Linked DNA regions of Homo sapiens: region 2 is linked to region 1. The links are chromatin loops, found by intact Hi-C in ENCODE. Cell type or tissue: natural killer cell. All regions are shown on one strand. Links, peaks and the distances in the headings refer to the core of each region. The heading gives the core; the rest is flanking DNA.

Region 1 (7,486 bases), core at 1,338-5,337:
AAGCTTATCCACCATGATCAAGTGGGCTTCATCCTTGGGATGCAAGGCTGCTTCAACATATGCAAATCAATAAACATAATCCATTATATAAACAGAACCAAAGACAAAAACCACATGATTATCTTAATAGATGGAACCAAAAAAGTGCCCGCATTGCCAAGATAATCCTAAGCAAAAAGAACAAAGCTGGAGGCATCACACTACCTGACTTCAAACTATACTACAAGGCTACAGTAACCAAAACAGCACGGTACTGGTACCAAAACAGAGATATAGGCCAATGGAACAGAACGAGAGCCCTCAGAAATAATACCACACATCTGCAACCATCTGATCTTTGACAAACCTGACAAAAACAAGAAATGAGGAAAGGATTCCCTATTTAATAAATGGTGCTGGGAAAAGTGGCTAGCCATATGTAGAAAGATGAAACTGGATCCCTTCCTTTCACCTTGTAAAAAAATTAATTAAAGATGGATTAAAGACTTAAATGTTAGACCTAAAACCATAAAAATCCTAGAAGAAAACCTAGGCAATACCACTCAGGACATAGGCACGGGCAAGGACTTCATGACTAAAACACCAAAAGCAATGGCAACAAAAGCCAAAATTGATAAATGTGATCTAATTAAACTAAAGAGCTTCTGTACAGCAAAAGAAACTATCATCAGAGTGAACTGGCAACCTACAGAATGGGAGAAAATTTTTGCAATCTACCTATCTGACAAAGGGCTAATATCCAGAATCTACAAAGAACTTAAACAAATTTACAAGAGAAAAGTCAAATGACCCAATCAAAAAGCGGGTGAAGGATATAAACAGACACTTCTCAAAAGAAGACATTTATGCAGCCAAAAAACACATGAAAAAATGCTCATCATCACTGGCCATCAGAGAAATGCAAATCAAAATCACAATGAGACACCATCTCACACCAGTTAGAATGGCAATCATTAAAAAGTCAGGAAACAACAGGTGCTGGAGAGGGTGTGGAGAAATAGGAACAGTTTTACACTGTTGGTGGGAGTGTAAATTAGTTCAACCATTGTGGAAGACAGTGTGGCGATTCCTCATGGATCTAGAACTGGAAATACCATTTGACCCAGCATCCCATTACTGGGTACATACCCAAAGGATTATAAATCATGCTAGTATAAGGACACATGCACACGTATGTTTATTGCAGCACTATTCACAATAGCAAAGACTTGGAAACAACCCAAATGTCCATCAATGATAGACTAGATTAAGAAAATGTGGCACATATACACCCTGGAATACTATGCAGCCATAAAAAGGATGAGTTCATGTTCTTTGTAGGGACATGAATGAAGCTGGAAACCATCATTCTGAACAAACCGTCGCAAGGTCAGAAAACCAAATACCACATGTTCTCACTCATAGGTGGGAATTGAACAATGAAAACACTTGTGAGAGGTGAAGCCCGCTTGGCTTCTTGTTCTGTAGGGACTTGGAGAACTTTTCTGTCTACCTAGAGGATTGTAAACACACCAATCAGTGCTCTGAGTCTAGTTAAAGGTTTGTAAATGCATCAATCAGCACTCGGTAAAAACACACCAATCAGCGCTCTATGTCTAGCTAAAGGTTTGTAAACGCACCAATCAGCACTCTGTAAAAACGCACCAATCAGCACTCTGTAAAATGGACCAATCAGCACTCTGTAAAATGGACCCATCAGCAGGATGTGGGTGGGGCCAAATAAGGGAATAAAAGCTAGCCACCTGAGCCAGGAGGGGCAGCCAGCAGTGGCAACCAGCTGGGGTCTCCTTCCATGCTGTGGAAGCTTTGTTCTTTTGCTCTTCACAATAAATCTTGCTGCTGCTCATTCTTTGGGTCCACACCACCTTTAAGAGCTGTGCCACTCACTGGGAAGGTCTGCAGCTTCATTCCTGAAGTCAGCGAGACCACAAACCTACCAGAAGGAAGAAACTCTGGACACATCTGAACATCTGAAGGAACAAACTCTGGACACACCACCTTTAAGAGCTGTAACACTCACCATGAGGGTCTGTGGTTTCATTCTTGAAGTCAGCAAGACCAAGAACCCACTGGAAGGAACTAATTCTGGAGATACCTGGACACAGGGTGGGGAATATCACACATCGGTTCCTGTCGTGGGGTCGGGGGAGAGGGGAGGGATAGCATTAGGAGAAATATCTAATGTTAAATGACGAGTTAATGGGTGCAGCACACCAACATGGCATTGTATACATATGTAACAAACCTGCATGTTGTGCACATGTACCCTAGAACTTAAAGTATAATTAAAAAAAAATAAGAAAAAAACAAAGTGAAAGGTAAAACTCTAAAGCAGATGTAAGAGGTAACTTTGTGGCCTAGGGCTGGGGAAATACTTCTTCAACAAGACTCCTGAAAAATACAAACAATAAAGTGAAAAATTGATATATCTGAGTTCATCGAAATTAACTATAAAGACGGCAGCTGTGGTGCTGGTGGCGACGCAGTTGCTGCAGGGATCGGGTTCTCGGGGCTGCCCGCGGCTAAGGTGAGCCACAGGTGAGCCAGGCCTTGGCCTGGGACTGGGGCAGCTGGAGTCTTTCCAGAGGCTCTATCTTTGGGTTCTGCAGGCTCATGTCCTCAGGCAGGCTCACCCCTGGAGACACCAGCCTCATCCCAGAGGCGATGGGGGTGCTTCCCAGCTTTGCATCTCCACCCCTGGCTCACAGTCCCATTTGTCTCTCCTCTCCTCCTTGGCTACTGGGTACTATCCTGCCCTCACCTCTTCAGCAGAGGCCATGTCTCATCTCTCTGCCTCTGCCCCACTCTCCTTTGGCATTTTTCCCTTGTGTCCAGAATTTGTGGGTTCTTGGTCTCACTGACTTCAAGAATGAAGCCGGGGACCCTTGTGGTGAGTGCTACAGTTCTTAAAGTTGGTGTGTCCGGAGTTTGTTCCTTCAGATGTTCAGATGTGTCTGGAGTTTCTTCCTTCCGGTGGGTTTGTGGTCTCACTGACTTCAAGAGTGAAGCCGCGGACCCTTGTGGTGAGTGTTACAGCTCTTAAAAGCAGTGCATCTGGATTTGTTCATTCCTTCCAGTGGGTTCGTGGTGTCACTGGCTTCAGGAGTGAAGCTGCAGACCTTCATGGTGAGTGTTACAGCTCATAAAGTTAGTGCGGACCCAAAGAGTGAGCAGCAGCAAGATTTATTGCAAAGAGCGAAAGAACCAAGCTTTCATAGCATGGAAGGGGACCCGAATGGGTTGCCGCTGCTGGCTCGGGTGGCCTGCTTATATTCCCTTATCTGGCCCCACCCAAATCCTACTGATTGGTACATTTTACAGAGAGCTGGTCCATTTTACAGAGAGCTGATTGGTCCGTTTTGACAGGGTGCTGATTGGTGCGTTTACAAACCTCTAGCTAGACACAGAGTGCTGATTGGTGCGTTTACAATCCTTTAGCTAGACACAAAAGTTCTCCAAGTCCCCACCCGACCCAGAAGCCGGCTGGTTTCACCTCTCAATGGCTCCAGCCGCTGCCTCTCCCTGCACACCTCCTCGCCAGCAGAGGGAGCCCGCTCCAGCCTTGGCAAGCCCCAGAGAGGGGCCGCCACAGTGCAGCCGCGGGCTGAAGGGCTCCTCAAGCACGGCCAGACTGGAGGCGGAGAGCGAGTGAGGGCTGCTAGTACATTGTCACCTCTCACCCTCAGAAGGCTGAGCTGGTGGGGGCTGAGTTCTGTTACGTGTGACAGCAACGTCTAGGCCAAGCTTGTCCAACTTGCGGCCCACCAGCTGCATACAACTCTGGACGGCTTTGAATGCAGCCCAACACAAATTCGTAAACTTTCTTAAAACATAGTGCGTTTTTTTTGTTTTTTTTTTTTTGTTTTTTTAAGCTCATCAGCTATCATTAACGTCAGTGTATTTTACGTGTGGCCAAAGGCAATTCTTCCATTGTGGCCCAGGGAAACCAAACTGAAAGATTGGACGCTCCTGGTCTAGGCTCTCGATTGCTGAACTCGTTTCCTCTCAGCTGTTGATTCCCGACATTTGAGGACTTTTTCTGTCCCCTCTGCTCTTCCTGCCCAAGAGGCAATATCTGCCTTTCCCCACAAGGGTGCGTTCATTCAGGCAACAGGTATGTATTACCCTTCACTACATAATGAGCACTACTTCAGGGGTATGGAGGTGACCAGAGAGAGTTGCTGCCCACAGGAAATGGAGACAGACAATAGTGTGAACAAAATATTGCCAATCATGAAAATGGTTTGAAGTAAATAAGCAGAGTTTAGTGGCAGAAAATAGTAGGAAAGCCTAGACAGACTGAGTGATAGCCCCTCGTCAAGGTGACATTTAAGCCAAGAGATGAAGAATGAAAGAAGGGGAGGCCACATGAAAAAGGCAAGCCCTGGAATAGTGAGAACAGAAGCTTTGGAGGTGATGAGCCCGGTGTGTTCTGGGAATTGATGAAAGAGTCGGAGTGACTGGGACCCGTAGGGGTGGGAGGTTCAGGAAATGAGTGTGGAGAAAGAGACACAAGGCCTTCAAAGCAGATTAATAAGGGGTGTGGCTTCCACCTAGACTTCAGTGACACTGCTAAATGGCAGAGCTGTTCTAAGTGTTTTATCTGTATGAACTGTGCTTCAGTGAGTTTTGGTTGTAAGCCCTGTTTTACAGAGATGGCAATTAATTAATTAAGACCCAACGTACTGAATCAGCTTGCCTCAGGGTCCCTTGGCTGAGCCAGGATCACTCCTCTATGTTGTCTTTCAAGATATGTAGAAAGAAATCCTTTAGAAAGGCAAATGTCGATTTCTAATGCAGACAAAACATAACTAACTGCACTAAGTGGTCATCATAGGCTCAGTTGTCTCAATTTTGTGGTACTGGGTCAGTTTCTCTGTTTTAGGTTTGGATTCCCTGCATACAGACACTTTAGAAGTGATGGCACCTCTCCCAACATCCCCATGCCCCACTTCTGTCTTACCTGGAGTACCTAAGCTTGTTTTTCCTACAGTCAATGGACAGGCAAAGTTTGAAACCAAAGTTACTATGTTGGATAATGGGCTTTGTGTGGCATCTTAAAATAAGTTTGGAAGCTTTTATATGGCAGGAAGTAAATACTTTTGCTAATATTGTGGGTGGTCTCCTTGTTTTAACATGTACATGCTTTAGCTGACTCTCAGTTGCAATTAACGTGTCAATTATGAATTGTACTCTGAGTAGATGTATGCTAGAAAATCCAAAAACTTAGTAACCAAAATATCAACAGTGGTCATTTTTGTTGGTGGCATTTAGGATGGGTTCCCTCTTCCCCCCACTTTTAAAAATCCTTTCTGTAATTCTAAAAGTTTTCTACCACAGACATGAAGTGTATGGCTTCATAAATGTTGACCTACGTATATACCTGTGAAGCCACCATTACAATGAAGATAATGAGTATATCCGTCACCCTCATATAATTAAATCTGGTTATTAAGTCATTGACAATTTTAAAAGGTATCTCTTGACTAAATCTTATTTTGAACATCTGATTTAACCTGCGAATTTTCTTTATATTACTAGTTCTTATTAATTCAGGATCAAGATACAAAGCAAAATATCATGGTGAAATTGCGCACTCTTTGGAAAGTTGGCATTTTCAGTCAGTTGTCTAATTTGTAGTTTTTGAGACAATACTATAGAAAGATGTTTCAAGTTTTTCTTTTTTAGAATGGTTATTTTAATACATTATTAAGTTGCTAAGTTAATGCTAATAAAAGACCTTTAAGTTTTAAAAAAAAGCATAGAAAGAGTTAGCAAATACATGACACACTGGGAGAAAATATTTGTGGCATTTAAAACCAACACGGGGCCGTGTGCGATGGCTCACGCCTGTAATCTCAACACTTTGGGAGGGGGAGGCAGGAGGATCACTTGAGCCCAGGAGTTCAAGACCAGCTGAGCAACATAGTGGGACCTCATTTCTACAAAAAAATTTAAAATTAGCTGTGCACAGTGGTGTGCACCTATAGTCCCAGCTACTTGGGAGGCTGAGGTAGGAGGATCACTTGAGCCTGAGAGTTTGAGGCTGCAGTGAGCCGTGATTGCACCACTGTACTCCAGCCTGGGTAACACAGTGAGGCTGCTCTGTCTCATAAGTAAATAAATAAATACATAAACAAACAAAACCAACAAGGAATTTGCATTAGAATATACAAAGAATTCAAAATCAACAGGGCCAGAAAACTAATAGAAAAATGGCAAAGGATATAAATAAGCAGTTCACACTCAAATGACCAACATGTAGAGATAATACCAATCTCACTAATAATCAGAGGTACACAAATTAAACCAATGAGCTACCACCTGACGTCAATATGGCAAAACTTTTTATAAAGGCATATCATTCCAAACTGGAGGTGGAAATAAGGAAACAGGAATGCTTAGCCTACTGGAAGGAGTATAAACTGTGCTTGTGAAACTCATTTATGTCTGTCTTATGATTCTACTTCTGGATAACGATCCCAAAGAAATTCTCACACAGTTCCATAAGAGGACATATTCAAGAATACTCACCGTGCCATTTCTCTACCAGGGAGTCAGAGACACTGTCCACTCCACCTTCTAGTGTGTATTCCTCTATTACATAGGTTGGCAAGTTAAAAACTACATTTTCCAGACACCTCTGCCGCTAAGGTTCAGCAAATCATATGCATTCTTGTGAGAAAGGGAAGGCAGAAGTAAGGTAATCTGCCACTTCTCCCTTTCTGCTGGCAAGCATTGTTGTGGACCGGTTTGATTTTACTGTACTAGTGTTAGCAAACGTTACAATGACAAGGCACTGACAGATGTCAATAGGCAGAATGCTGGACATCCGTTTTGCTGGGGTGGATGGTAGAGGTGTAGTGTGTTTCTGGAACAGCAGCTGCCTCCTGATCAGGGCAGTCTCAGGATAATAGTCAAGGCAGCTACTGCTATTAGAAGAGAGAATCGCTCCCTCAGTGACTTTGAGTCTTTCCTAGATTGTTTCCTTCAGCATTCTCTATGATTCTGTAATGCATCCCTTTCTATTTAAAGTTAATTTTCTTTGCATTTAAACTACAGTTTGATTGATTCCACCAGAATGCAAGAAATTTGTTAATATTCTTCTGTTCTACATTTTACAAAGTTCACTTACCGTTAAACTTCCATCTCAATTGTTCATTCTATCAGGCAAGTCTACTCTCTCTGTATCTCACAGTATTTTGTATTTGTATTGTAATTACTTGCTTACCTATCTGTCTTTCTCCATTAGAAAATGAACTCTTTGAGGCCAGAGATGGAATCTTATTCATTTTTGTAATCCTGGCTCTTAGCATTACAGCCATCTTCCCTCCCAACTAAGGGCCTTTGCATATGCTATACCACCTGCCTGGGAAACCCTCCTACTTCTTTTCATCTAGTTAACTCTTAGTCATGTTTCTTATTCAGCTGGATCATCTTGAGATTGAACTATACTGTTCAGTATAGTAGTCACTAACTGTATGTG
Region 2 (7,486 bases), core at 2,059-6,058, 230 kb after region 1:
ACATTTAAAAAATCCTAAGTGAAAATTAAAAGCTGTGACATTTTCTTAAGTCAGAGGAGATTTGGTTTGTTTCTTAGTAGCAAAAAGAGGCAGACCTTCCAGGAGGTAGACCCCTTCCTCTGTAGATCACAAAGTAAAAAAGGTACAGGGTGTTAGGGTATTTGTGAATTCCTGGAATGAGAGAAAGCAGAAATATAAACCAGTTGGGTCAATTGATTTAGGCAAAACCTAGGTCTGTGTAATGGTAGTAAGTGATAGCATCTGTTGTTGCTTTGACAATTATTCTATTTTTCTCTGTTTTATTCATAATTTTGAGGAGGATTTACCATTTTCCCTAATCTCAGGCTATTGAATTAGTAAATAGCATAAAATCAAACTTGAACAAGCTTAATTTTGTAAAAATATTCAACAATATAAACCCTCTTTTATAAATTTCTCTTTGCAGAGAGTTAATGGAAGAGTAGTAGGTAGCCCTTTGAAAATGATTTTACTCAATTATTTTTGATCCCAGAGGAAGACTGCTTCTGTTTGGGACTGGTAGAAATAGTCTGGCCTGAATCTAGTCTGTTTTTTAGTTTTTAGAAGACAGCTACCAAGTATATATTTGGGGTTGTAGAGTTCAAATAATAAATCTCTAGCTTCATAATGTTTCTAAGCTTCTCTCCCTTTTAAAATTTTTGGTATTAGGGATGGATTGATAACTTTAATGGACCAAGTGGTCTCTTTATTGCGGTAAGTAAACCTTTTGATTTATTTAATATTCTATACATTTTTCTGCTTTTTGTATATCTTTAAATATATATACACTATGGCTTATATATCTTAAGGTGTTGTTTTTAATTTCAACAAAGGCAGGGAAAGGAATTCTTCGAACAATACGTGCCTCCAACAATGCCCTTGCAGATCTTGTTCCTGTAGATGTAGTTGTCAACATGAGTCTTGCGGCAGCCTGGTATTCCGGAGTTAATAGGTATATGAGGTGACAATGTCGCTTATTAAATATATAGTAACTGAAAAGGGAAGACATAGCTTTTGAGTAATGTTAATTAATCCCTCTATCCAGATATTGCCATACCAATATTTAGGCTGTATCACTGCCAACTCCAAGAGTTGGTATTATCACAGACAATAGCAAGTGCTCCCATCAGTAGTAATGAAGAATTAATGTTAATGCTCATGTATTACTTACAGGATAGACAAGTTCACTTAAAAATGAAAAAAAAAAAAATACCCTCCCCTAAGCATGATTTTTTAATCCAAACTAAAACTTGTTGAATATATAAAGAGCTGAAATTCACAGAATATGGTTTACATATATTAAACATGGTACACCAGAGCAGCTTTAATCAGCCCATGAACATCTTTCCTTTAAAAAATAATAGTAGCATTTACAGGTAACACTTAAACTTTAAACTTCCCAATAACTTTTTTTTTCTAGGTAGTAAACTACCCTTATTTTTGATAATCAGTATTTTCTGTCCTAAAAAAAGAGAGATAGGATTATATGAATATGTTGTTTCTGGCAAAAGGAAACTTAGTCCATAATTTTTTTTCAGCTAGATCCTCTGAAAATGAGACAAGAAGAGCTGAGGTCATTTGTTGTTTTCCTCGTGTTTAAAAATAGACATTCCTGCTAATATAAGGAGGAAAAATGTGAAAGAAAAAAGTCTGTATTTTTTAAAATAAGTTATTATTTTTGGTAGGGGAAGAAGAAAGGGTAGTTGTAAATAGTCATTAAAGTAAAAACTAATCCTTTAAGGATAATTAAAAAAAAATAGTATAGAAAAGGTGCCCATCATCCTCATGTCTTCTTGAATACTATGTAGGACTTAGATTGGATATGTTTGGCCTCTTATTATGATTAATTGGTTTCATCTTTGTCTTTGCAGACCAAGAAACATCATGGTGTATAATTGTACAACAGGCAGCACTAATCCTTTCCACTGGGGTGAAGTTGGTATGATTTTACCTGTGTTTTTGAATGTTAGAATAAATCTTAAAGAACCAAGTTCCCTGAAGTTTTAATGTTAGAATACCTATGAGGCATTAAGGCCACTGAGTTACCAATTTGTTCTTAATTGTCGTCTTAGAAGTATTATCTACCAATACTACCTTGTGGTCCTTAATAATGTTTCACAAATTTAAAAATATACTGCTGTCTATTCTTACCCACCCACCCTACCCTTGTCTAAGCCTTGCTGTTTTTCTCCTGCCATCTGCAGTAGCCCTCGTAGATACCTATGGCATGGGAACAGTGCTTTTTTTCTCCCTTGTGAGCACCCTCAGTCTTGATGTTGCCTATCCATAGGCAGTATCACTTCTTACAAGAGGTGGTATATCAAGTGGTACCCAGAGTAATAAATGAAGGAGTTAGGAAGTAGGATACAGTTTGCCAGAATATTTTCTATTAACCTGTATTAATCTATTTAAATTCACAGATTCACAGCAGATATACATGTTCCTAGTTCTATAGGAATAGCATAACTTAAATAGGAATAGTTAAAACCCATTGAAATTGAGTCAATTTTAAATTGTTGGTTGATGAGTTCAAATTTAAAGTAAAATTTTTTTGGCATTGATTTAGTGATAGGTCTTATTTAACCTCTAATTGATTAATTACCCCTGCAGAACAATTTTGATTTCAATGTAGATTTTTTATGACATTTGTCCTAGGATTTTTCTGTGGCATTTTTATTTCAGTGTAAAATTGACCATTAGAGCATATAAGAAAAAGATAAAATCTAAGGTGATTTTAACTTTATGATAATTATTTTCAGTATTCTTTTAAGAATATTTAAACATTTTTAATGAGTTAGGTTTTTTTGTAATCTTTTATTGTGTTATAAAGTTTAGTAAAAGCTGAAATTGAGCGTTATATTTTAGTGACTATCTCAATATACATTTCTAGTAAAGTATTAATATAGATGATACTAGGTTTGATTATGTTGACATTACATAGCCTATATAAATTACAACAGAAGTTAATTTTGGGTTGTTTTAAGCCTGTTAATGTATGTTAATTTGAGCATCTTAAGCAAAGGATGATTATTTTCCTTTTCTTTTTTAAGTAAGTACAGTAATAAGAGTCTGGAAAGAGGAACAGAAAGGAAGAAGCTATCGTGAGAGGTGAAATATAGAAAGTGACACTGTAAACTGACATAGGTAAAACATTAAAAGGATTTTAAGAGTGAATTTTAGCAAAAATTCATTCATCTAAAATTCATAAATAGCGGCAGTTACAAAACCACTTGAGTTTAGCAGTCTAATAACCATATTCTCTTAGCTACTAGAGAGTAGAAAAGTTTGTTTTTTAAATGTACGAACTCTGACATCTTTGGTAAAATATTTTGCATTATAAAAACATGATTTTTTTTTTTCAAAACTTCATTACATGGTTATTATCAAAGCTGTTACACAACTTTTCTTCTTCAGAGTACCATGTAATTTCCACTTTCAAGAGGAATCCTCTCGAACAGGCCTTCAGACGGCCCAATGTAAATCTAACCTCCAATCATCTTTTATATCATTACTGGATTGCTGTAAGCCATAAGGCCCCAGCATTCCTGTATGATATCTACCTCAGGATGACTGGAAGAAGCCCAAGGTAATGGTGACTAGCTCTGTCTTATCTGTTCCTCTGTTAAACAACCCATGCTTACACTAAAATGCATATTAACTCTGTATTTGTTTATGCTTATGATAAGGCTTAATAGCCTTTTGTGAATGAGAAGCCTCTTGAATTTAAGACTTTGTCAGAAAAGCAAAGGTAGTGTTGTAAGTCACTCTAATTTGTTTAAAGTTTGGATAAGTTATTGTCATGTATTGAATTCTAAGTCTTACTTTAGGCTTCTTTCTGAATAACAATATTTAAATTGCTTTGACGCTTATTTTTCCTACAGGATATTATGTAAGTCATTCCTTCAAGATGAATCCTTTAAACCAAGTATTCAGGTGCCCCAGTTTTAAGTTTAATTCCAACAGCCTATCGCATCATTATCGGAAGGGTGTCAGCCATAGAGTATCTGCATTATTGCTCGATTGCACTCATGTTGACAGGTCAGAAACCGCGGTAAGAAGAATAGCAGTAAATACACTATGTATTGGTAAGGTGGTGGCAGCTTGCTGGAGAGATGAAAAAAATCACTAGCATGAGCTTTACCTTTAGATTTACTCACCTGATTAATCACAATCAGAATGCTAGGACATTTCTTAGAATTTGGAGATCTTTGGGGACACTAACTATGGATCACATCGTATTGGGTCGTTCATCCTCCAAAATTCCATAATATAGGAAATGTCCTACATCATGGTTGTCATTGTTATTATAAGCTGAAATTAAGCCCTTCTCTCCCTCTTAAAAACCTAGGGATGAGTTTGTATAGGGGATTAAGGGCAAAAGTTTTGCTTCAAATGGATGGTGCAGTTTTATGTGAAAAATATAGGATGCTTCTAGAAAATTACTTGAAATATCTCAGCTGCCCATTCAGCTTATAATATGGTTATTTCAGTTTTTGACTAATTATCCAGGTTGGGAATGGCATAGTTATGAAAAAAAAGTTAATAATAAACAGAAAACTTTGTTTTCTTATCGTTGTTATAGCTTTTCTTTCTTTTTTTTGTTGAAATCCCGCAAACTTAAAGATCTCCTACTGTCTTTACCACACAATTACAGTGGAATATACTATTAAAATACTTAATTTTTTTTAACTACATTGGCATTACAGTGGAGTCGTTGATTGGAGAGTTCAGGATTTGAGTATTTTTGTATAAAGAAGATGCTGATCCCAGAACTTCCATCAACTACTCAAAAAATAAAAGTGAGGTAACTGCCAGTTACAGTGTATCAGGATCTGAGTTCCTCGTAGGTATTGTCTGTGGATTCACTTTTCCATGATGTTTCTAACCCTATATGTTAGCTAATTGAAATATGTGAGAGGTGTTGAACAACTTTAGAGCAGGTAAAGAAATATTTTCAGACTTTTCTAGAATGATCTGCAAAATGCAATACTTGCCATTGGAAGCATTCTTCATGGCTAAAATGCAGATGTAAATTCATGAATGGTGGCAGTGCATGCTTTCTTTATATTAATAAGGTTGTTATAATTTAGGACAGAAAAGTAAAAACTGGGTCAAAAAAAAAACAGGTTAAATACATCACATTGCCTTACACGAAGAAAGAGGGCTTAGTAAAATTTTAAAAAAATAAGTGAATAGCTGGTTTACTAAATGCTTCAGAGGAGATGTTGCTGCATAACAAATCATCTCAAACTTAGAAGCTAAAAACAGCAACAGTTATTTTATTATTTCTTTCAATTATTTCTGTCAGGATCAAGAATTTGAGAAAGAATCCACTGGGCAGTTTTGGCTTGGAGTCTTTCATGTGTTTGTGATCAGATGAAAGAGGCCGGTGGGCAGAGAGGCAATGGAACAGCAAGGGGACTGATGTTACTCTTTGTCGTGTCATAAGGATCTCTCCATATAGCTCTTTGCAAGGATTAATGATAGCCTTAGGGGAATTAGACTTCTTATATAGCAGCTGATGGCTTCAAGGGGGAAGTCTTTTAGCAAGTAAGGTGGAGGCTGCGTTGCCTTTTCTGAGCTACCCATGGAAGTCATGCAGCATCACTTTTGCCTCATTCTTCTAGTTACAAGTGAGTCACAAATCTTCTTAAATTTTTTTTCATATGTTCATAATTTTATTTTGGTGCCTGACATAGCACATTTTTTAAAAATACTTCAAGTTCTAGGGTACGTGTGCACAACGTGCAGATTTGTTACATATGTATACTTGTGCCATGTTGGTGTGCTGCACCCATTAACTTGTCATTTACATTAGGTATTTCTCCTAATGGTATCCCTCCCCCCTCCCCCCACCCCACGACAGGCCCCCAGTGTGTGATATTCCCCACCCTGTGTCCAAGTAAGGGGATTTAGAAAGTGGTCAAGATGAAGGGTATTGTTGCCATCATTTTTGGAAAGTACAATCTGCTATAGTCAACCTTCTGGCCAAAACAATTCATATTTCTTCTACATGGAAAGGACAGTTGCTTCTTCCCCACTCATCCTGCCTTCCCCCTCGCGCCTCCCCATCCCCACCACCGCCCCAGATCCCTGTGGCATCAGCTGGAAGCCAGGGTTTTGTCATCTAAATCTGGTCAATTGGCGGATGACGCTCTTTAGGAGTGATTTTGTCAGCATAGCTCCTCAAGTATAGTTCCTCAATAATTGATATGTGAACTAAAGCAACGAGTTACTGACTGCCCATACGCCCATCATAAATGATGGTAAGCATAGGATAATGGCTTTAGACAGTTTTATTCAAAAAGAGAGAAATTGGGAGGCACCCAGCAAACACTGGTCTATAACATTTCTGAATTCCAGTCAGATATGTGTTGATGATTTCTTGATAAGGAGCTCAGTCTTATTCTCTGGGAGTTCTCTGAGGTTCTTGCCTCTGCCCTCTGAGTCATCCTTCCTTTTGCATAAAAACTGGCCTGTGGGCTCTGTGTGCAGCCAAGTAGCCTTCTTATCCTGCTTCGTGCCCATGAAAGGTTAGGGGATCAGGGCAGGAACTGGAAAGCTTTTCTTGTAAATTAAGGCCATATAGTAAATATTTTAGGTTTAGCAGGACATGCGGTTTTTGTTGAAGCTACTCATCTTTGCTGTTAAAAATGAAAGCAGCCATAGACAATAGGCAAATGAATGAATATGACTGTGTCCCAGTAAAACTTTATTTACAAAAACAGGTGGTGGGCTGGATTTGGTATATAGGCTCTGGTTTGCTGACCCTTGATATAGCAGTCTCTTCATTTTTTTTTTCTTGTCTATCCCTTTACATGTAATCTGACATGATTGCTTAAAAATTGTGTGAGTTTCCGGTGTATCTGTTTTCAAGGAATCCAGCCTATTAGACGAAAGCCATACCCATAAGTTTCTTTGACACAAACCCTTCTCTATCTTGGGTCCCCTGTGAGGTTCCTATGGGACAGCACTTTTAGATCTTAAATCCTTGCCTCTTAGATCCTGCCTTTTGAACAATAAGAGTTTCTGTTACACATTTCTTTAAGATCTGGAGAGTGCCTTTTGTCTGTCTGAAAGTTCTGGAAGGCACTGCCTAGGTCTTTCTAAAGTCTTAGCAAAGGATTCATCTTCCCCTACCCTGCTATGCTCAGAAACTGTTTCTTAAAGAATTCCTGGCTGACATTTTACATTTCCTCCAAATTCCACTCAAATAGTTCATTTTTTTAAGATCATCTTTGTCCTCTTTTGCCCTCTTTCAGCAAATTTCTGCTAGATCATTGAGTTTATTAGTACACTTTCTATATTCCATATAACCAGAGGTGACAGTTTGTTGTCCTCACTTCAAGCCCTCACCAACAGCTTTCTTAAAACCCTTTAAGGCTTCCATTAATAATGTTTTCCTGGTCCTTTCACATTTCACTACTGATCACCTCACAGGCCTTAGAGATTTTGTTTACCACTTGAC

What was found. A loop is a pair of places that touch in the nucleus more often than their neighbours do. Peaks named below come from ENCODE experiments on the same cell type or tissue, not always from the same donor. Only the 100,000 strongest peaks of a DNase experiment are listed, where the experiment ranks them.
Region 2: a loop joins it to region 1, with 2.4 times the contacts of the local background. A loop is called at or near these places in 1 of 110 quality-filtered maps.

The regions. Positions count from the first base shown.
Region 1 is chr11:13,483,754-13,491,239 of GRCh38, forward strand. No RefSeq gene overlaps it. Among named protein-coding and RNA genes, the nearest start is that of PTH, 8.5 kb to the right of the region's middle. In natural killer cell, for the core only: CTCF peaks have their summits at 3,556 (motif pointing right) and 3,908; DNase peaks (open chromatin) are centred at 3,558 and 4,058; H3K4me3 peaks cover 451 bases; H3K27ac peaks cover 783 bases.
Region 2 is chr11:13,711,077-13,718,562 of GRCh38, forward strand. It overlaps FAR1 (fatty acyl-CoA reductase 1), which reads left to right. Exons shown (of 12, transcript NM_032228.6): 6 at 688-732; 7 at 852-970; 8 at 1,890-1,957; 9 at 3,433-3,604. Among named protein-coding and RNA genes, the nearest start is that of FAR1, 46 kb to the left of the region's middle. In natural killer cell, for the core only: no CTCF peak of the experiment used is centred there; no DNase peak of the experiment used is centred there.